Linked DNA regions of Homo sapiens: regions 2 and 3 are each linked to region 1. Evidence: read pairs that join two places in POLR2A ChIA-PET (ENCODE). Cell type or tissue: GM12878. All regions are shown on one strand. Each heading gives the region's core, and the rest is flanking DNA. Links, peaks and the distances in the headings are about the cores only. Region 1 overlaps PHC3 (polyhomeotic homolog 3). Region 2 overlaps PHC3 (polyhomeotic homolog 3). Region 3 overlaps PHC3 (polyhomeotic homolog 3).

What was found. Peaks named below come from ENCODE experiments on the same cell type or tissue, not always from the same donor. Only the 100,000 strongest peaks of a DNase experiment are listed, where the experiment ranks them.
Region 2: POLR2A ChIA-PET joins it to region 1 with 6 read pairs; 5 of 35 experiments call an interaction of 5 or more read pairs at or near these places.
Region 3: POLR2A ChIA-PET joins it to region 1 with 8 read pairs; 3 of 35 experiments call an interaction of 5 or more read pairs at or near these places.

Annotation. Positions count from the first base shown.
Region 1 is chr3:170,082,556-170,093,998 of GRCh38, forward strand. PHC3 (polyhomeotic homolog 3) reads right to left here. Exons shown (of 15, transcript NM_024947.4): 15 at 5,029-11,443. GPR160 (G protein-coupled receptor 160) reads left to right here. Exons shown (of 4, transcript NM_014373.3): 4 at 1,350-2,837. The coding sequence starts at 1,418. The coding sequence ends at 2,434. Among named protein-coding and RNA genes, the nearest start is that of GPR160, 50 kb to the left of the region's middle. RefSeq lists a silencer at 8,133-8,333. In GM12878, for the core only: no CTCF peak of the experiment used is centred there; no DNase peak of the experiment used is centred there.
Region 2 is chr3:170,144,748-170,149,747 of GRCh38, forward strand. It overlaps PHC3 (polyhomeotic homolog 3), which reads right to left. Exons shown (of 15, transcript NM_024947.4): 5 at 4,339-4,497; 6 at 676-774. Among named protein-coding and RNA genes, the nearest start is that of PHC3, 34 kb to the right of the region's middle. In GM12878, for the core only: no CTCF peak of the experiment used is centred there; no DNase peak of the experiment used is centred there; H3K27ac peaks cover 1,739 bases.
Region 3 is chr3:170,158,777-170,163,776 of GRCh38, forward strand. All of the region lies in intron 4 of PHC3 (polyhomeotic homolog 3), which reads right to left. It also overlaps the pseudogene RNU7-32P. Among named protein-coding and RNA genes, the nearest start is that of PHC3, 20 kb to the right of the region's middle. In GM12878, for the core only: no CTCF peak of the experiment used is centred there; no DNase peak of the experiment used is centred there; H3K27ac peaks cover 2,232 bases.

The DNA.
Region 1 (11,443 bases), core at 3,629-8,628:
TTTCTGATAAGGGATACTCAACCTGTGTTTCGTTTCTTTCTTGTTTTTTTCTTTTTTCGAGACAGGGTCTTGCTCTGTCACCCAGGCTGGAGTGCAGTGGCACAATCATGGCTCACTGCAGCCTTGACCTCCCAGGCTCAAGCGATCCTCTCACCTCAGCCTCTTGAGTGGCTGGAACCACAGGTGTGCATCACCATGCCCAGGTAATTTTTTTTTTTTTTTGGTAGAGGCAGCTCCCTATGTTGCTCAGGCTGGTCTCCAACTCCTGGGCTCAAGCCATCCTCCTGCCTTGGCCTCTCAAAATGCTGGGATTTCAGGCAAGAGCCACCACACCCAGCCAACCTGTGTTGTTTTGAACCAATCTCCAGTTGTTCACATTTGTGATTGACTGGGTTTGTTGTTCTTGTCATTTTTGGGGTTTTTTTTTTTTTTGGTTTTTGTTTTTGTTTTTTTGCTATTTATAAATACTGCGATTGAGTAGTATTGTAGAAATAAGTTAAGTTTGGGTCAACTGATTTTTTTTAAGGATGTGTTTCTTGAATCTCCTACCTTTCCTTTCAGTCCTTTCCTGATTCTTCTTCTGACTTCTTTCATCATCTTTTTCCTGCTTCCAAAATGTATGTATCACTGAAGCCTCAACTCCTATTCCTTTGCCTTTACCTACCGCTTCCTAATGTTCTCATGTATCCATACTGAGTCCCTGTTCCTTCCCTGTATTCTCGTCTCTCCACATGCCATACCTGAAAGATCATATCCAGAAGATAAACACTTTTCTTTCTTTCCTTTACCTATGTTCTCATTATTTTTAGCTGAAACCACCTGTTTTCAGAGCTTCAGGAAAAGACTTAATCTGAAGGATCCTGCAGCTAAAAAGCTTTGAAAACTGTGTTAAGGGGCCCCATAAGCATCGCTTCTAAACTTCACTGACAAAAGGGACTGGGGTCATGCTGTCTGGAGTCAGAGTGAGGTGGGGTTAAAAGCTCTATGTGGTTGTTTTGCATATTACTATCAAGCTTCTATTTTAGGCATGAGTTTTGGCCCTGGTAGATAAAACCATTTCTCTATCTAAAAGTTATTAAAACCTGTACTTATATATAGAAGTTAGTAATTTATATATAACATTTTGGTTTAAAAATCTCTGAGTTCTGGACCATCTGGGTCTCAAAAAAATGACCAGAGTATACACATTAATTTTGTTCTGTATTCTATTAAGTATTATGTGACATATAATTCTTATTCATATATTTATTTGGGGAAATGATTGAATTAGGCTTTTAAGAATAGTGGTGCTTGCTTTGTAAAGTTTCAAAATAGGTAACATTAAGGTTTTCTTTTCACTTTTTTTGCAGGGACAGAAAATGAAGCAGTGTTTTATCATGTGTATTTCAGCAGGTCTTCTTGAAATTTAACTAAAAATATGACTGCTCTCTCTTCAGAGAACTGCTCTTTTCAGTACCAGTTACGTCAAACAAACCAGCCCCTAGATGTTAACTATCTGCTATTCTTGATCATACTTGGGAAAATATTATTAAATATCCTTACACTAGGAATGAGAAGAAAAAACACCTGTCAAAATTTTATGGAATATTTTTGCATTTCACTAGCATTCGTTGATCTTTTACTTTTGGTAAACATTTCCATTATATTGTATTTCAGGGATTTTGTACTTTTAAGCATTAGGTTCACTAAATACCACATCTGCCTATTTACTCAAATTATTTCCTTTACTTATGGCTTTTTGCATTATCCAGTTTTCCTGACAGCTTGTATAGATTATTGCCTGAATTTCTCTAAAACAACCAAGCTTTCATTTAAGTGTCAAAAATTATTTTATTTCTTTACAGTAATTTTAATTTGGATTTCAGTCCTTGCTTATGTTTTGGGAGACCCAGCCATCTACCAAAGCCTGAAGGCACAGAATGCTTATTCTCGTCACTGTCCTTTCTATGTCAGCATTCAGAGTTACTGGCTGTCATTTTTCATGGTGATGATTTTATTTGTAGCTTTCATAACCTGTTGGGAAGAAGTTACTACTTTGGTACAGGCTATCAGGATAACTTCCTATATGAATGAAACTATCTTATATTTTCCTTTTTCATCCCACTCCAGTTATACTGTGAGATCTAAAAAAATATTCTTATCCAAGCTCATTGTCTGTTTTCTCAGTACCTGGTTACCATTTGTACTACTTCAGGTAATCATTGTTTTACTTAAAGTTCAGATTCCAGCATATATTGAGATGAATATTCCCTGGTTATACTTTGTCAATAGTTTTCTCATTGCTACAGTGTATTGGTTTAATTGTCACAAGCTTAATTTAAAAGACATTGGATTACCTTTGGATCCATTTGTCAACTGGAAGTGCTGCTTCATTCCACTTACAATTCCTAATCTTGAGCAAATTGAAAAGCCTATATCAATAATGATTTGTTAATATTATTAATTAAAAGTTACAGCTGTCATAAGATCATAATTTTATGAACAGAAAGAACTCAGGACATATTAAAAAATAAACTGAACTAAAACAACTTTTGCCCCCTGACTGATAGCATTTCAGAATGTGTCTTTTGAAGGGCTATGATACCAGTTATTAAATAGTGTTTTATTTTAAAAACAAAATAATTCCAAGAAGTTTTTATAGTTATTCAGGGACACTATATTACAAATATTACTTTGTTATTAACACAAAAAGTGATAAGAGTTAACATTTGGCTATACTGATGTTTGTGTTACTCAAAAAAACTACTGGATGCAAACTGTTATGTAAATCTGAGATTTCACTGACAACTTTAAGATATCAACCTAAACATTTTTATTAAATGTTCAAATGAAAGCAAGAAAGTAAAAATTGTTCTTAAAATGATTTGGCATAAAGTTCAATGTAAGAGGAAGAAGAAGATTACCTCATTTTAAATGTAGCTAATTAATTTTAAAAAGTATATCTCTGTTTTTAATGCAAATATTCCTGGAAGAAGAGGGTTTTGGTTGCTCACCTTATGGAACTGGGAGCAGTGACTAGGTCCCTTTCGATGATTCAGCAGATTCGTTTTCATATTATAAAACTTGTATGTCATCACATACTTGCATATCACATCATAATCACGTTAGCAATGATGTATCACACGTAAAAGTAGAATTTCTCATCCTCGGCACGCTTGACATTTGGGGTTGGTTAATTTTTTGTTGTGGGGCAGTTTAGCAGGATCCCTGCTCTCTGCCCACTGACTGATTGGTGGCACCTCCATGCCCAGTAGACACAATAAAAAATGTCTCCAGACATTGCCAAATCTCCCCCGGTGGATAGGCAGAGTTGCTTCACTGGAGTAAAACAATATGAGTGGCAGGATCATCATCTTACATTACTTTAGGAATTAAGCTACATAGATATTTTTTATCACCATTTAAAAATACTATATTGCATAAATCTAAACCTAGCTTTTCCTAAATTGGTGGCTTTTGATTTTTTTTGATATTTATAGTAAGATATATTTTTTAACATCATGACCTATAGACTTGTATGTACGTTTATGTGTACATACAAGTAACATACTTACCCTTACATAACATGTATAACATGTACATGTACATACAAGTATAACAATACTTACCCTTACATATCATGCAAATATGTTTTTTAGTGTCATTTTTTAAATGCTGGTTTTTATCCACTAAATTGAGTTGATGATCCACAAATGGATTACTTTCTGTTATTTGAAAAAATGTCCTAAAACAAGCGCTATGGAACACTAATAATGGCAAAAAGATTTAAGAAATGTGTCCTGTGTGCCAGGTACCGTCTTAAGTGTTTGTTTTACATGCAGCAACTGATTTAATCCTTATAGCAACTCTGACAGGAACTATTATCCCCTTCTTACAGATGAGGAAATTTAAACATTGAAAGTAAGAAACTCACTATGATACAACTAGACAGACATTGGGGAAGCTGGGATGCAAACCCAGAATTCTGGTCCACAGTTCTTGCTCTTTACCACTGTATTACATTGCCTTTCATTGGTGCCACTGACTTCTCAAAAAGAAAAGAATGGTTTCAGAGTCAAATGTGAAGAATGTTGTTTCTTAATTATTATTATTTATTTTTCACTTGAAAATGTACAACGCCCATGAACACCTTAAGGCTTTATAGTGCTATAATGAAGAAGAAGAAAACCATTTACTTGAGCACACAAGTCTCTTTAATTAGCTAAAATTAATTAATTAAGCATCTATAAAGACAAGTTGGGAAATGCTCCTGGAGAGTCAGTCAAGAATTCTTTGAGTAGCAGGTAATACAAACTCAACCTGAGCCATTCTAAGAACAAGCTGGATATTGGCAAGAACTTACTTAGTAAACTACTAGGAGAATCTCTCTGAGTTGTCGGTTTCCATTTTGTGTCCACAAAGTGGGTGTTCTGGCTGCCAGCAGCTCAGGGCTTTCATAATTAATTACACTTACTTAAAGCATCTCCTAACTTCTTCAAATATACAGTCCCGGGGAATGACTGTTCAACCTGACTTCAATCATATGTCCACCTCTCTATGATCAGATCTGTTAACAGAAGACATGGCAGGGAAGAGAAATAATAACCAATATAATGGGTGGTACAATGTTAAAATATATATATACTTGAGAAAATAATAAATAATAGGAATAAAAATCACATTCTATAAAAACCAAATGCATATAGACAGCCAACTATATCGAAAGTTTAGGACAAATAATCCTATGTTCAAGACAACATCAGGGTGTGTTTAAACAGTTTAGAACTCTTCTTAAACCCGGCCCCCTCTTTCCTTCTATTACTTTTTCCTCTAAATATATTGCCTTCTAGTTGTTGGCCAAATATGGGACTGAAATATGTTTAAATATATTGAAATTAATCAGTAAAGACTTGCTTACACTCTTTGCAGATTTTAAATCAGGAGATTTTTAAAACCATTTCAAACCTCACTAAGCTTTTTGTTTTGTTTACACAGAGGATTCCCCATGTCTCATAAGCTTAAAGAAAAAAAAATTATTCAATAGACCAGTCAAATGGAAGAGGCTTTTATTTGTAAAGAAATGAACTTACAACTGATCTACAATATATTATTGTAATATAAACAATATAAATAAATGATCCTGTAGGCCCACTAATCTTCCATCCAGACCCACATGAAGCAATGTTACAACAATATTCTATATGAAAATGTGCAGGTAACAAAGGTGCAATTACAAGCAAGTTAAGCAGCAGAGTATAAGGTGCTTTAATTTAATAGTTAATGTTGCCATCAACAAACATTTAAATGCTCAATTTACTTCACTGAATACAGACACAACAAATATGAAAATCTAAATTCATACACATGCTACTTAATATGAAAGTGCTTTCTCTTTTTTAAAAAAATACACCAAATGGACACTTTTTACATAGATCAAATGTGCTCTTACAATGCAAAATTAACCTTCATTTTCAGGTTATACATTTTAAAACTGTAGCTATCAACACCAATCTAGGAACTCTAATGCTAAGAGTGCTAAAAACTATTTCATTTCTTGTAAGGAGGACTCTAATACAATATCCAATGTAAAGAATACATCTATATATAATCTTAACATGTTTTCTGTAAAGATAAAAAATGTTTTCTTTCCCCTTGGTGATCTTTGTTCATCCTGGGTGGATCATCTTTTGAGGTTTTAATAATATGAAAGTCCTATTTTAGAACAATGGGAGGAACCAAAAGGGGAATTAAAAAATTGGTTAACGTGTGCTTGAAGCATCCAAAAAACACCAGTTTATCACAACAATTGGTCTTTGCTAAAATTAACAAAATTTTAATAAGCAAGACGACAAAAAGTACTAATTTAAAAGGCTTGAAATGCCTGCCACCATTGTCAGTATCCATCCATCCAACCTTCATTTACTACAAGCACAATACTACTTTGAGGATAGTTTTTGGAACTTATTTTGACTTTTTTCCCTATAGGAAAAACAAAGACCAAGCTTTTGAAGGAGAGGACTGGGAATCTAGTTTAAATGTCTACATCCAAAATTATATCATCTTTGCGCATTCAGTTGACTTTTTAAAATTTAAGAATACATATACAAAAAGTACTTATGGAATACATATTTTAACAGCATAACATATTTGAAGAATTAGTTACACTTTAAAAATTAAAACACTTGAAAAGTATTTTTTAAACCAGTACCATGGAATAACTTTTTGAAACCCAGATTATCTGGCTACTTAGATGATAGTCTTCCTGTTTTCAATTAGTTTGAAAGATTCTAATATAGATTCTAACCCAACAGTTTATATGGATATTTTCCTGCTTTAAAAAGCTGCAACAGGCTAGGCGCAGTGGCTCATGCCTATAATCCCGGCACTTTGGGAGGCTGAGGTGGGCGGATCACTTGAGGTCAGGAGTTCGAGTCCAGCCTGGCCAACATGGTGAAACCCCATCTCTACTAAAAATACAAAAAACTGGCCAGGCATAGTGGTGCATGCCAGTAATCCCAGCTACTTGGGAGGCCAAGGTGGGAGAATCTATTGAACCTGGGAGGTGGAGGTTGCATTGAGCCAAGATCACACCGCTGCACTCAAGCCTGGGTGACAGTGAGACTCTGTCTCAAAACAAACAAAACAAAAAAGCTAAAACAATGATAAACTATTTTTAATAGATATTTTCATTCTATATCTTTATGGAGAATGTCAGTATCAACTGATGTTAACAAGTAAAGCTTTGTCAACAGGAATTACAATGTGATTCACAGATCCCAGAATGACAAGGAAGGGACCTTAACCCAATAAATGATTCTCCCATTCAATGTTTACCCCCTAGATACTTAACAATTCAAGCATGGAACTGTTTCATGTTTACCCGTTCTACATTTAAAGGATGCCCTTTTACTATATATGTGCTTTCTAGAATATTACTGATTCTTACATATCTTTAAAAGTTGGATATTTGTAATAGCTTAAAGTACAGTAACACTTATTTTGTGTAATCTTTCTTAATTTAAAAACAAAAAATAAATGAACAAGTCAGTTCCAATGATCTCCTTTGAGATTTTTCAGTTTTAGAAAGTTGCTACACTGTCGGACAGGTGTGGTGGCTCATGCCTGTAATCCCAGCACTTAGGGAGGCCAAGGCAGGTGGATCACTTGAGGTCAAGAGTTCGAGACTAGCCTGGCCAACATGGTGAAGCCCCGTCTCTACTAAAAATACAAAAATTAGCCAGGTGTGGCGGCGGGCACCTGTAATTCCAGCTACTTGGAAGGCTGAGGCAAGACAATCGCTTCAACCCGGGAGGTGGAGGTTGCAGTGAGCTGAGATCGCACCACTGCACACCAGCCTGGGCAACAGAGCGAACCCATCTCAAAAAAAAAAAAAAGAAAAAAAAAAAAAAAGAAAGAAAGTTGCTCACTGTCAATACTGGGTAAAAAGCTCTTATATCAACACCAGCTTTTTTTTTGTTCTGCCACATGCCTTGTATAGCAACAACTCTGGAATAGAGTCAAGTGTCAAAATAATGTTGTGAAATACGGGCTGTCTCAACCTGTAAGTCCTTAATGTTAAGTCTCCTAAATTTTGTAACTTAATCAGGTATGGGGCCAACTGATGTTTAGTATGTGAAATGTGTTATAAAAATTATGATATGATTCACTCAGACCCCTTAGATGTCATCTAGCCTAACCCTTTACCCAATGTATACAAATATTCCCTCCCAGTTCCAAGTTTATTAAGATTCCCTCTCAGTATATTAAGTAGTAATGATTATGTTCATATTTATTTAAGCCACAATGAATTTTGGGGGGAAGATTTTACTTACTACTAGTTCCTCATGTCATGTTCACCAAACACTGCACATGTAAGTGTTCAAATAGTTTGCTAAATGAATTTAAGTACATGAATGACAATATTCATATGTGTTCATATATTCAGTGGTTAACCAATAAGGAGCATTTAGGAAAATGTCATCATTTGCTTGTTATGTATGAATTTTCTATTTTAATCCTTAGGAGAACAAAGACTGTAGGTGACCCAAGAAATGGATGCTTATTAAGTATAAAATGAACCCTTAAAAAAGGAAAGAGAATAAAGTAGGAATAACCCCATTACACAGCCTAGAATCATAGTTTTAGAGCTGGGAGGTACCTTAAAGATGAATTAAACCAAAATCAACTTTTGAGTAGTACAGGCACCATACTGCATATCTGGAAGCTGTTAAAACAGCTGAGTAATTGCCCAACATGTCACACACAGCTAACCCACTGAAATAAAACCCCAGTCTCCAGACCAGTGTGTTAATCCTCATTCATCATCATCTTAATTCATTATTTACTACTGAAATAGATTATTTACTGATTATTTAATACTACCCAAAACAAAAAATACTTTTAAGAGAAGCATTCTAAATAAAGATTTAAACACTAGACACTTCTGGTTTACTTTAGGCAAGACTAAAAAATTCTTTCTAAAACAGGTTGATGTTTAACTTCACTAATGACTAGACACCCCACCACTCTCTCATAAACACCAACTTTTTCACCACCATCACTTAAAGCTCCACAAAGCTTGGATTTAACACTGATAATATTCCATGAAATATAACTTTTAAGCCAATAAGTGATGGTGACTATCAATCCTTAAGATGATTACTGGAGTAAATTTAAACAGGTGCTCTAAAAGAACTTACTACCTTACTCTTATATTTAATTAACACCTTGCCATGTTAGTATAACAGTGTTTTCAAATTATGTTGTTTTCAAAACTGAAATTCATTCATTACTCTGCTTTTTTTAAACAACAAATTTTGTTTTCTTTCTATGGATTCATACTGAACACCACCAGTATCACTGAGAGGACTAGTACTTGTAAAAAGCAGTAGAAACAAAAATATTTTTCAAAAGTATAAAGCTAGCTAGAACCTCACTATGTTGTACCTCTAACATTTCCGATTAAAATTGTCATCTTTAAGTAAAATTAAATGTCAACAAACTATAAAAGGGAAAAAATAAAACATCTGGAAAACATTTCCCAAATGTTCCCATAAACATGACACTTGGAAGGGGTGTGTGCATGTGTCTGAGTAGAAAAGCTGATCTTCAGAGCTGAAAAGGAGGGCAGAGATTCTCCCTTAATGTATGTTTTCTAAATTGAAAGTTTAGAAAAAGCCATATTCTCTGGAATGTGATGGTAATAATTATATTTGTATTATTTGTATTAATGCTTTACAACTTTCAAAAAAAAGCTTTCTCATAGTACAATTTTAAAACGGATTAGGTTCTAAAAACTAATATGTAAAACTTTGAAAATTCTTAAAAATTTAGGAAATTCTTTTTCCAAAGAAGGTAATCTAATTTTAAATTTATTTGAAGAAAGCTTATATAACTACTGTGAACAAAACTATATGATACATTTTATGAACTTCTAATAAAAGAGGACGTATCTTCCCAAATAATTTTTTGTTTTGTTTTTTTGAGATGGAGTCTCGCTCTGTCACCCAGGCTGGAGTGCAGGGGTGTGATCTTGGCTCACTGCAACCTCCACCACCTGGGTTCAAGCAATTCTCCTGTCTCAGCCTCCCAAGTAGCTGGAATTACAGGTGCATGCCACCACACCCAGCTAATTTTTGTGTTTTTAGTAGAGATAGGGTTTCACCATATTGGTCAGGCTGGTCTCGAACTCCTGACCTCAGGTGATCTACCCACCTCAGCCTCCCAAAGTGCTGGGATTACAGGTGTGAGCCACCATGCCCAGCCCCAAATAATTTCTTTTAAGATATACAGCTTAACAAGTTGAAATTTTAGTAAGATTGCATATTTACTTTTCCTAATACTGTATTTGTGCTTATCTAAAGTGGATCACAATCTTTGAGATGAAATTAAATGCTCCAAGTAGATTTGTAAAATACCAATATTGATGAATGTGGGTAAACAGTTCATTTCATGATCCACACTGCTGTGAACCAAAGAAGCAGAGGTAGGCTTGTGTTTACTGAAATCCAGACTAGGAAAGAGAAACCTATAGCTCTTCTTTTCCCAATTCTTAGACTGAGACACAACCTAGCAAATAAAATACTATCTTAAAATGCCTCTCTTTATAACAATCTACAGAGGTGATTCAACTGTGATATCTGAAAATGGAAACTCTGTAATTCTGGCAACTCAATTACAACAACCTTTGAATTTTTGACAAATATTCTCCAACTGTAATAAAAGGTTCTCACCTTTTTCAGAAATCAAAAATCACTAACTTCTACATCACTGGAACTATTAATATCCATGCTCCCAAGCATGGAGACAGTGGGTATAGAGAGTGAAAGAATGAGTCTGATTACAGGTAAATCTTGACATATAAAAACTATAACCTATTTACTGCTATAACTGGCATCTAACAAAACGCATTATTTTGAACTATGGATGAAAGCCATATCTATCCTAAATATCTTCTATCCTCTTGGGTCTAGAATGCTTTGTTCCTCCTACTTGTCTCCTCCTCTACTTCCCTATCCTTCCCCCTAGAAAACCTTCCTTAGGGCCCAGCTAGTTACATATGTAGTACACAAGATAGAGATTGAGCAATCATTTTGCATAGATGCGCCAGTTTCCACTGCCCAAAGGTTGCTCTGGAACATGACTGTCAGGTATCAGAAAGTCCTGCCCCAGCTGCCTCCCTTCCTAAAGTTAGCCCCCATACGAAATCCTCTCTAAGGATTCTGAGACAAAGATCTCTCCAAGAAAGAAGTTTTCATGGTTTTCTTGGAGCTAGAGGCCTTAGAGAGGTAGTGAGATGAGGCCCTTTCATGCCATTAGCTAATGCTCAATGCCAGTAGGCTGCATGTGTTCCTGCAATCCACCAAGGTGAAAACCACAAACTATAACCAGGCTGTTCTGGCTGAAAATACATCTTTAAAACATTTTAACAGTGTGTCCAGTCAGTTTCATCCACTGGATATGGCTGTCAGGTCAGCATCACTCACATACATCTATAATAGTGTATTCTTTCAAAAATTGTTTATACACACTTAATATAGGCATATAGCCTAAGACTATATTGCCTCCCTACCATACTTGTGCCATTGTGGTACCAAAAGCCTGAAGATGTACATAATGTACTTTAAGACATTTAACTGAACAAGTCAGTGGGAGACAGGGCACTATAACACATTTCAATTCAATCTAAGACTTGTATTTGTGAATAGATGTCTCATTATAATTTTATACTTGATACATGAAGATAAGCTACGTCAAAAATTATTCAAAGGCATGATCACAATAATACTTGTTTCATAGTTCTAAGTATTTTGATACACCAGGAAACAAAAATCAACTGGGATCCCTAATGAAAGAAAATTATTTCTTCTAAGTAAAACATGAATTTCACTTCAAAAGTGCAGAAATGTGCTCAGTGTTGAAGTAGGCTAAGCTAACAAGGATGATGGCCTCCTCCTCTGACTCT
Region 2 (5,000 bases), core at 1-5,000, 59 kb after region 1:
CAGACTGGAAAGCAATGGCACTATCCTAGTTCACTGCAGCCTCAATCTCCCAGGCTCGAGCAATCCTCCTGCCTCAGCCTCCTGAAAAGCTGGAATTACAGCAGCGCAGCACCACACTTAAACAATTTTTTTTATTTTTAGTAAAGACCGGGTCTTACTATTTTGCCCAGGCTGGTCTTTAATGCCTGAGTTCACACAATCCTCCTACCTGGGCCTCCAAAAAGTGCTGGGATTACAGGCATGAGCCACTGCACCTGACCAATTTTTTAAATTTTAAATGTGTCTAGTTTAATTCACTTTCAAACTTAAAATCCATCTTGACTTAGTTATTACATAAGGAATACTGCAAAGGAATCTAAGCAAAAGAATATATCTCACATGAGAAATAAATCTGCTTTATGAGAAAACTAAACATAGAAAGCCATTAACAAAAACTCTCATTAACCTTGACCAACCAATGTCAAATAACCTAAATATCTGTGTTTAATGGTATTATAATTTTTATAGAACAAAAAACATTTTCTTGAAGTTCTCATTGTATTTTATTAAATTTCAATCTGAAATGCATGACAAAGAGCACTGAAACCATCAGTAACTTAAACACAAATGCAATGCTTAACTTTAACCTGAAGATCCAGATCTCAAGTAACACATTATGAAGCTAGACAAGCTCACCTGAGTAGCTGCAGACTGACAGGAAGATGACGATGACGACGAGACAACAGGAATGTCAGACTGTACAGCAGCCACAGTGGTAGCGGGTGTGAAAATCAGCTGTACAGACAGAAAACCAAAAAAATACCCTAAGACAAAAGAACATGTCCCACACACAATGTGTAGCAGGCAAGAGAGACTGAAATTTGTGACAGAAAGACAATGCAGTTTAGGATTATCTCCTCAGCAAAAGGTTCTACATGACAAAGAGAAGTTTCTGATAATAGAGAACTCAAAAAAAATCATAAACATTTTTGAAACAGCTCATGATTCTGATGAGTGCAAAAAAAAGCAGTACTCAAAAAAGAAAATATATTTTGGTGATATGAAATTCTCAGACCAAATTGTGTCTCAAATAAGCTATTATAGTTAAATTTTTCCTAGCTCAGAACTACTGTGGCAGGATTCCTAAAATGGGAAGTAAACAACTAGTCACTATTTTGGGACACAAATTAAATTTCAGTGAGAAACAAAAAGAAACACCAAAAAAGTCTTTTCAGTCCTCTTTATCATAAGGATAACTATGCCACATACTACACTCCAATATTTCACTTAGCTACAAAGGATCTAAAGGACAAATCCAGGTTGCCCTTTCATTTTAAAACTATTTGTAAAGAAATATTCATTCTATGGCCAGGCGTGGTGGCTCATGCCTGTAATCCTAGCACTTTGGAAGGCCAAGGCAGGTGGATCACTGGAGGTCAGGAGTTCAAGACCAGCCTGGCCAACACGGTGAAACCCCATCTCTACTAATAATACAAAAATTAGCCGGGTGTGGTGGCTCATGCCTGTAATCCCAGCTACTCGAGAGGCTGAGGCAGGAGAATCACTTGAACCCAGGAGGTGGAGGTTGCAGTCAGCTGAGATCATGCCACTGAACTCCAGCCTGGATGACAGAGCAAGACTCCATCTCAAAAAAAAAAAAAGAAAAGAAAGAAAGATTCATTCTAAAAGTAAATGCCACACATGTAAAAGTTCAACAACAAAAGAGCCTGCAAAAAAATCTTCACATCAAAAAACAAAGACATTTAATTTTTTTACTTATCACTTTCCTTTTTTTTCCTTTTCTTTTTCTTTTTTTTTTTTTTTTGGTGAGACAGAGTCTCTGTCACCCAGGCTAGAGTGCAGTCATGCGATCTCAGCTCACTGCAACCTCTGCCTCCCGGGTTCAAGCGATTCTCCTGCCTCAGCTTCCCGAGTAGCTGGGATTACAGGCATACGCCACAACGCCCGGCTAATTTTTGTATTATTAGTAGAGACGGGGTTTCACCATGTTGGCCAGGCTGGTCTCGAACTCCTGACCTCAAGTGATCCGCCCACCTCAGCCTCCCAAAGTGCTGGGATTACAGGCGTGAGCCACCGTGCCCAGCTCAATTTTTTTCAATATTCAAACAACTGCCATTAATCTATTTTTTCTTTTTTTTTTTTTTTTTTTTTTGAGACAGAGTTTCACTCTTGTTGCCCAGACTGGAGTGCAATGGCGCGATGTCCGCTCACCACAACCTCTGCCTTCCGAGTTCAAGTGATTCTCCTGCATTAGCCTCCCGAGCAGCTGGGATTACAAGCGTGAGTAATTTTTTGTATTTTTAATAGAGACAGGGTTTCTCCATGTTGGTCAGGCTGGTTTTGAACTCCCAACCTCAGGTGATCCACCTGCCTCGGCCTCCCAAAGTGCTGGGATTACAGGCATGAGCCACCATGCTCAGCCAAATGCCATTAATTTCTAAGGCAATACAATCCACTCAGAGATTAACCAATTCAATTTAGTAAATTTGACAAGTTGTTTCAAAGAATGTGTAAATACTTTATTTCAAAATTGTATCAAGGGTTATTCAGTTCCTCTTGCTATCTAAATTAAAATGTTCAACCAAATGCGGATCCAAAAAAATTAGAAAATTAAACGACCAATTAAGTGACCTTTTAAACTTCAGTTCTTTGGTACACTAAATCTAAGTAAATTCAACAACAAAGTACAATGATGAGCCCTCCATACCTATGGAAGGCTCTGTGCTTCGTCATTCAACTATAGATCAAAACAATATTCATTTAAAAAAAATAGCTGCATCTGCATTGAACATGTACAAATTTTTCTCTTGTTATTATTCCCTAAACAATATAGTATAACAGTTATTTAAATGATGTTTATATTATACTAAATATATGTAAAGACGATGTAAAGTATATGGGAGGATATACATAGGTTATATGCAAATACTATGCCTTGAGCATCCTCAGATTTGGGTATTCTAGGGGACAGAGAGGGTAGGGCCTGGCAACAATCCACCACAGACACCAAGGGACAAATGGTATAACTTTCCTGAAAAGGTAATTTCCAGTACCAACACCCTGAAAGGACTAAACCTAAAAAGAAGATATTCAATTTAGTTTGACCCGTATGAAACTGCTAATTTTAGAGTTCAAAAATAGCCAAATAGCAACCATCTCAAATGGTTCAACCTAATTTTAAAGCATAGTATGAGTTAAATGATTGGAAACTTTGCAATTTTAGATAGAAAACTGAAGATCCAAGCCAGGTGTGGTGGTTCATGTCTGTAATCCCAGCATTCTGGGAGGTGAGGCAGGTGGATCACAAGGTCAGGAGTTTGAGACCAGCCAGGCCAAGATGGTGAAACCCCGTCTCTACTAAAAATACAAAAATTAGCTGGGTGTGGTGGCGGGCACCTGTAATCCCAGCTACTTGGGAGGCTGAGGTGGGAGAATCACTTGAACCCGGGAGGCAGAGGTTGCAGTGAGCAGAGATCGTGCCACTGCACTCTAGCCTGGGTGACAGAGTGAGACTTCACCTCAAAAAACAATAACAACAACAACAACAACAACAACAAAAACTGGAGATCCAGATATATATTCAGTCCACTGGACAAAAAAGAATATAAATATATATTAGGGACAATGCTTTTGTCTAGCTTCTTGTAAAGACATCAAATAAAATACATGTCAACCAATTTCTATATTCCTTAAAGAAGCTCAACAATTAAATTAGAAAATCTGTAGATACTCAAATACAGAATAACCAAATTAACATTCCTATATTCATAAAATATCAAAATGAACACAAGAACACAAATAACCTTGCAGAATTTGAGATGGGAAAAACCAAAGTTAAGAATCATCTGGGAGACTATCCGGAACTCCAATATAGAATTCAGAAAATCCTAGGATACAAATTATAACTTTAACAACAAAGTTTTTTTAACATCTCTATTTCACCAAATCTAAGTTGACAAAAACAGGCAATGATTTTATGGACCACTGTAAGTACCAAGATGCCATCAGTTATAAAATGCATCCAAATTTCACAGATATTAAAATATGAAAAAAAGGTTTTCAATGAATTTGATATTAAAAAATAATCACTCTTACGTTACTGAATCTCTATTAGCTTCTCAATGTAATAATTACTATTTGATACCAAGAAGACCTATTAATTAAAAGTAGAATCTTTCATGACATAAATGTACAAGAGCTGAAGGCACGCCCGCATGCACACACACACAATTAAACATTTCTTAAATATTAAAAATACCTCTTATTGTATCAAATCAAGAAACATTTTGATCTCTCAAGTCCTTAAACACTGAAAAAATTTGGTAGCTCATATCTTACCATTTGAGCTCGGAGATACATTTGAGCTTGGCTTGCCGTTAGGGTAGGGGAAGTACTCCCTAGTAACATAGTCTGTTGGGTAATACTGCCGCTGGTAGAACTGGAAGCCTGGGAACGGCTTATTAACTGTGCAGGTGTAGGAGAAGTGGAGAGGTTGATCTAAGGAAGAAAACATATTAGGTCATAGGCTTCCATTTCTTGCTTCCATGTTACTGAATTTCACACCGAGCTGCAGTTAGGCAATCAATGGTATAAACTGTGGCTAAGGAACCCAAAGGAGAAGCCTTTATCTTTGACAGACCCCCTCATTTCTTTGGGCAGTTATTTGCACATATGCAAACAATGGCATGGATTGGTTAGTAATCAGGGCAATTTTTTTTTTTTTAAGATGGGAGTTTCGCTCTTGTTGCCCAGACTGGAGTGCAAGTGCGCGATTTTGGCTCACTGCAACCTCCGCCTCCTGGGTTCAAGTGATTCTCCTGCCTAAGCCTCCCAAGTAGCTGGGATTACAGGCATACGCCACCACGCCCGGCTAATTTTGTATATTTTTATTAGAGACGGGGTTTCTCCATGTTGGTCAGGCTGGTCTCGAACTCCTGACCTTAGGTTATCCACCCACCTCGGCCTCCCAAAGTGCTAGGATTACAGGCATGAGCCACTGC
Region 3 (5,000 bases), core at 1-5,000, 73 kb after region 1:
ATTAGTCAGGTGTGGTGGCACACGACTATAATCTCAGCTACTTGAAGGGCTGAGCAGGGAGGATCACTTGAGCCTGGGAGGTGGCAGTTGCAATAAGCCATATTAGCACCACTGCACTCCAGCATGGACAACAAAGTGAGAACCTGTCTTGAAAAAAAAAAAAAAAGTGAAAATAAAAGTAAAATAAAATCTGGGCCGGGCGTGGTGGCTCACACCTGTAATCCCAGCACTTTGGGAGGCCAAGGCGGGCAGATCACAAGGTCAGGAGATCGAGACCATCCTGGCTAACATGGTGAAACCGCGTATCCACTAAAAATACAAAAAATTAGCAGGGCGTGGTGGCAGGCGCCTGCAGTCCCAGCTATTCAGGAGGCTGAGGCAGGAGAACGGGCGTGAACCTGGGAGGCGGAGCTTGCAGTGAGCCGAGATCACGCCACTGCACTCCAGCCTGGAAGACAGAGCGAGACTCGGTCTCAAAAAAAAAAAAAAAAAAAAAAATCTGATAAATAGCATAACAGAGATCCAAAGTATTTTATCCATAATAGAAAAACGGAATATTAGTTTGAAAGAACAATGAGAAAACAAGAAAATGCTCTGAGAAATTATAAATAGTGGCTGAACTAAAAATTTTTTAAAAGTCAAAGAAAGGGCTAAAAGAAAAAGTTAAGGAAATATCCCACACACAAAAAAAGGCAGTAAGTGAAAAGGTAAACAAGATAAAGGATCAATCCAGAAAGGTCAACATTCAACCAAGAGCTCCAGAAAGAGAAAACAGAAAATTAATTTCTCGTGGATTTGTTCAGTTTCACATATATGATCATTAAAGAACAAAATTAACTTCTTGCAGATTTGTTTAGTTTCACATACATGATCATTAAAAACCTAGTTTCACACTAAGAGGGCCCAACAGGTGTCCTACACAATGACATCTAGACACATTGCCATGAAACTACAAAATAAAAAACTAAAGCAAACAGGCATATCTCAAAGATTCTGGAAAGAAAAAACAGGCAGTTACCCCAGAAGAATGATAATGGAACTAACAACAGCCTTTTCTTCAGCAATACTAAAATTTTGAAAAAAGTAATCTTTGCTTTCAAATTTCCTCAGAAAAAATATTTTCAATACAGAATTCATGTAAAGATAATTATAAAAAGAGGTAATTTTCAAGCCCACAAAGATTTAGTTTTTCTTCCACATAGCCTTTAAAAGAAAGTTATAAGATACTCCAGCAAAACAAAATTCTTATCATACTGTCCTTTGACTATTTACTTGTCTGTATCCTCATTATACTCTAAAACCTTTGTTCACTTTCAATCCTTGGCACCTGACACCAAGTAGGCACTCAATAAAAAAGTACTGGCATAGACTGTCCTCAGGAATGTGGAAGACTAACATAGAATCCCACATAGTAATGAATCCCTAAATCTAACCTCTGCTGTCTCAGGATCATGATCTCACGGTGAGACCTCTTGTCTGCAAACTCTACCTGTTTTAAAAGTTTAGCGTTCCTCAGCTACTATAATACAATCCTCAAAGATCTCTCTTCTGTTAACTCCTATGACATTTACCACTTGATTAGTACTATTATATTATTTACTGTTTGATATATCTAAGCATAGTTCTTCAAATGCATACTCCCTGAGGGAAGAAACTTTGACTTACATGTACCACCAGAGCAAGCAGCACAATGTTGGACAATACACATATTTGCTATAATGGGCAACCAAAGAATCTCATCACTGGGGTCAGGATTAGAAACTCTACTATAACTCAATCTCAGGCAATTAGAATATATCCTAAAATAATTCTCTGCATTGCAATAATCAAGAATTAACATTAGGTCGGGCATGGTGGCTCACGCCTGTAATCCTAGCACTTTGGGAGGCCAAAACAGGCAGATCACCTGAGGTCAGGAGTTTGAGACCAGCCTGGGCAACATAGTGAAACCCTGTCTCTACTGAAAACATACAAAAAAAATTAGCTGGGTGTGGTGGTGGGTAACCTGTAATCCCAGTTACTCAGGAGGCTGAGGGAGGAGAATCGCTTCAACCTGGGAAGCAGAGGTTCTAGTGAGCCAAGATCGTGCCACTGCACTACAGCCTGGGTGACAGAGGGAGACTCAGTCTCAAAAAAACAAAAAAAGAGTTAACATTAATAGTGTTACAGTTCTTTTAGAATTTATCTAGCAGGCTTTCTGCTTTTTGCTGGGAAGCCCATAAAAAACAAACATACAAAAAGAGCATTAATATCATTACATATTCTAGTTGATACTTACTACCTACCATACATCTTTCAACAAGTATTTTTTAAGTACCTACTATGTGATGGGCACATGTATTTTTATAACACATACAAACTATTTAAGAAACTCTCACATAATCCTAGATTAACATCTAAACCACTAGTTCTCAAACTTTTTTCTTATTAATAAACACAGTCTTATTCAGAACTTGAGATTCAAACAGATCACAGAACTGCTCTGGCTGGCTAAGGCTTACATAAGATAAGGCCCATAGTCCAATCTGTCAGTCTATGGAGGCTGCCATAATAAAATACCACACACTGGGTCACTTAAACCAGTGGTCCCCAAACTTTCTGGCACCAGGGATCGGTTTCATGGAAGACAATTTTTCCACAGAGAAGGTGGGGAAAATGGGTTTTGGGATGAAACTGTTCCATCTCAGATCATCAGGCATTAGATTCTCAAACCTAGATCCCTCCCATGTGCAGTTCAAAATAGGGTTCACGCTCCTATGAGAATCTAATGCTGCCACTGATCTGACAGGAGGCAGAGCTCAGGCGATAATGCTTGCTCACTCACCACTCTCCTCCTGCTGTGAGGCCCAGTTCCTAACAGGCCACAAAGCAGTACCGTTCCATGGCCTGACCCCTGACTTAAACAACAGAAATTTATTTTGCACACTTTTAGAGGCTGGGAAGTCCAAAATTAAAGTGCCCACAGATTCAGTTTCTGGTGTGGGCTCTCCTCCTGGCTTGTGGACTGCCACCTTCTCACTGTGTCCTCACGTAGCAGAGAAATTGCCAGTGTCTCTTCTTCGAATCAGTTCTATCAGATCAGGGCTCCACTCTTATGACTTCCTTTAACTTCTATCACATCCCTAAAGGTCCTATCTCTAATACAGTCACATCAGTTAGGCTTCAACATATGAATATGGGGGACATAATTCAGTCCATAGCATCATTTCCTGAACTTTCTCTTTGATACAGATCCAAGGATATCTGGATGAAAAGACTAAAATCATTTAATTAGATAATTTAATTTTACAGAAAATTGGCAGGCAGGGAAGTTAAATGACTTGCCATAAGTCACATTAACAGTCAGTCACAGAATTTAAGATTAGAACCCCAGTCCCTCATCTCTTCCATTCTACTCAACTTTCTCTCATCACACCATGAACAGTAGTGAAGTCATCAAGTACTCTTGTGACATGAATGTTGAAGGAGCCACATGAGACATCATTAATCATGAAACCTCCCACATGAACTCCAAACTCATATAACCAATGCCTACTCAATACTATAGGTGGGTGTCTAATACACATCATCAACTTAACATGTCCAAAATCAAACTCCTAATTTTCTTCTCCAATACCTCCTTTAGCTCCCAATTTTTCCAGATGCTTGAGCCAAAATACTATGGAGTCATCCTTGACTCCTCACATCTTTTATTCAGTGCATCCGCATATCTTGTGTTAGCTCTCCTTTCAAAACATATCCAAATTTCTATAATTAAAGGTTAAAAAAAATTTACAATCTAGCTAACTACTTTTCTCCACCTCTAATATCACCATCATGATCCAAATTGCCAATATCTCTCCATTTGAATTATTACAAGAACATTTAACTCCATGCTTCTGTCTTTGACCCCTAGAACCTACTCTCAAAAACCAATTTGAGATCATGTCACTTCCATACCAGAACAGCTCTCCAACAGCTTCCCAACTCATACTTACTAAAACCCAAAGGTCTTATAATTTCCTCATGATTAGGATTACAATTACCTCTCTGATGTCATCTTTAAACCACACTCCCACTCTCACATTCCACTCCAGCCACACTGTCCTCCTTTCTGTTCCCTGTGCATGTCTGCCCTCCTCACCATTCTTAAAAAGGCCACCTTTATTAACAAGGCTTTCCCTGACCATCCTAATTAAAATGGCATATTCCCCCATTGCTTTATTTTTCTCCTTTTTTATTTCCTTGCTTTATTTTTCTCTTTCACTTACCATCATCTGACATACTACGTACTTGTTTAATGTTCGTCTATCCCTAGCTCCATGAGGAAAGAGATTTGTTTGTTGTGGTACTGTATCCTCAGCACCTAGAAGAGGATTTGGCGAATATTAAACGCTCGATAAATATTTGATGACTGAATGAGTGAATGCATGAATGAACAAAGTCATAAAACTGGGCTTCAAAAGCTCATCTTGTCTAGCATCATAACTAGAAAGTCATAAAAAAAAAAAAGTTTTTTCCCTTTCTGACAGAATAGTACAGTGAGTCGAAGCCAAAATATCAGGGATTCATGTAGTTATGGGCCAAAATGCAACAAGGAAAGAGAATGACATATACATAGCCCTTAAGTCACTCAGAGACTTATGATTGTAGTTTTCAGCCACATAATCCTTTCCATCTGAAAATTCCCAAATATTTAGTAAAGAGTGTGTGTGTGTGTGTGTGTGTGTGTGTGTGTGTGTGTGTGTGATGGCACTGTCCTCACATGAAAACAAACAAAATTAACTAAAAGCCCATTTACATTTACGTATAGAAATGCATAGTCCGCCGGGCACGGTGGCTCACACCTGTAATCCCAGAACTTCAGGAGGCCGAAGCAGGCTGATCACCTGAGGTCAGGAGTTCAAGACCAGCCTGGCCAACATGGTGAAACCCCATCTCTACTAAAAATACAAAAATTAGCCAGGCATGGTGGTGGGCGCCTGTAATCCCAGCTATTCGGGAGGCTGACGCACGAGAAT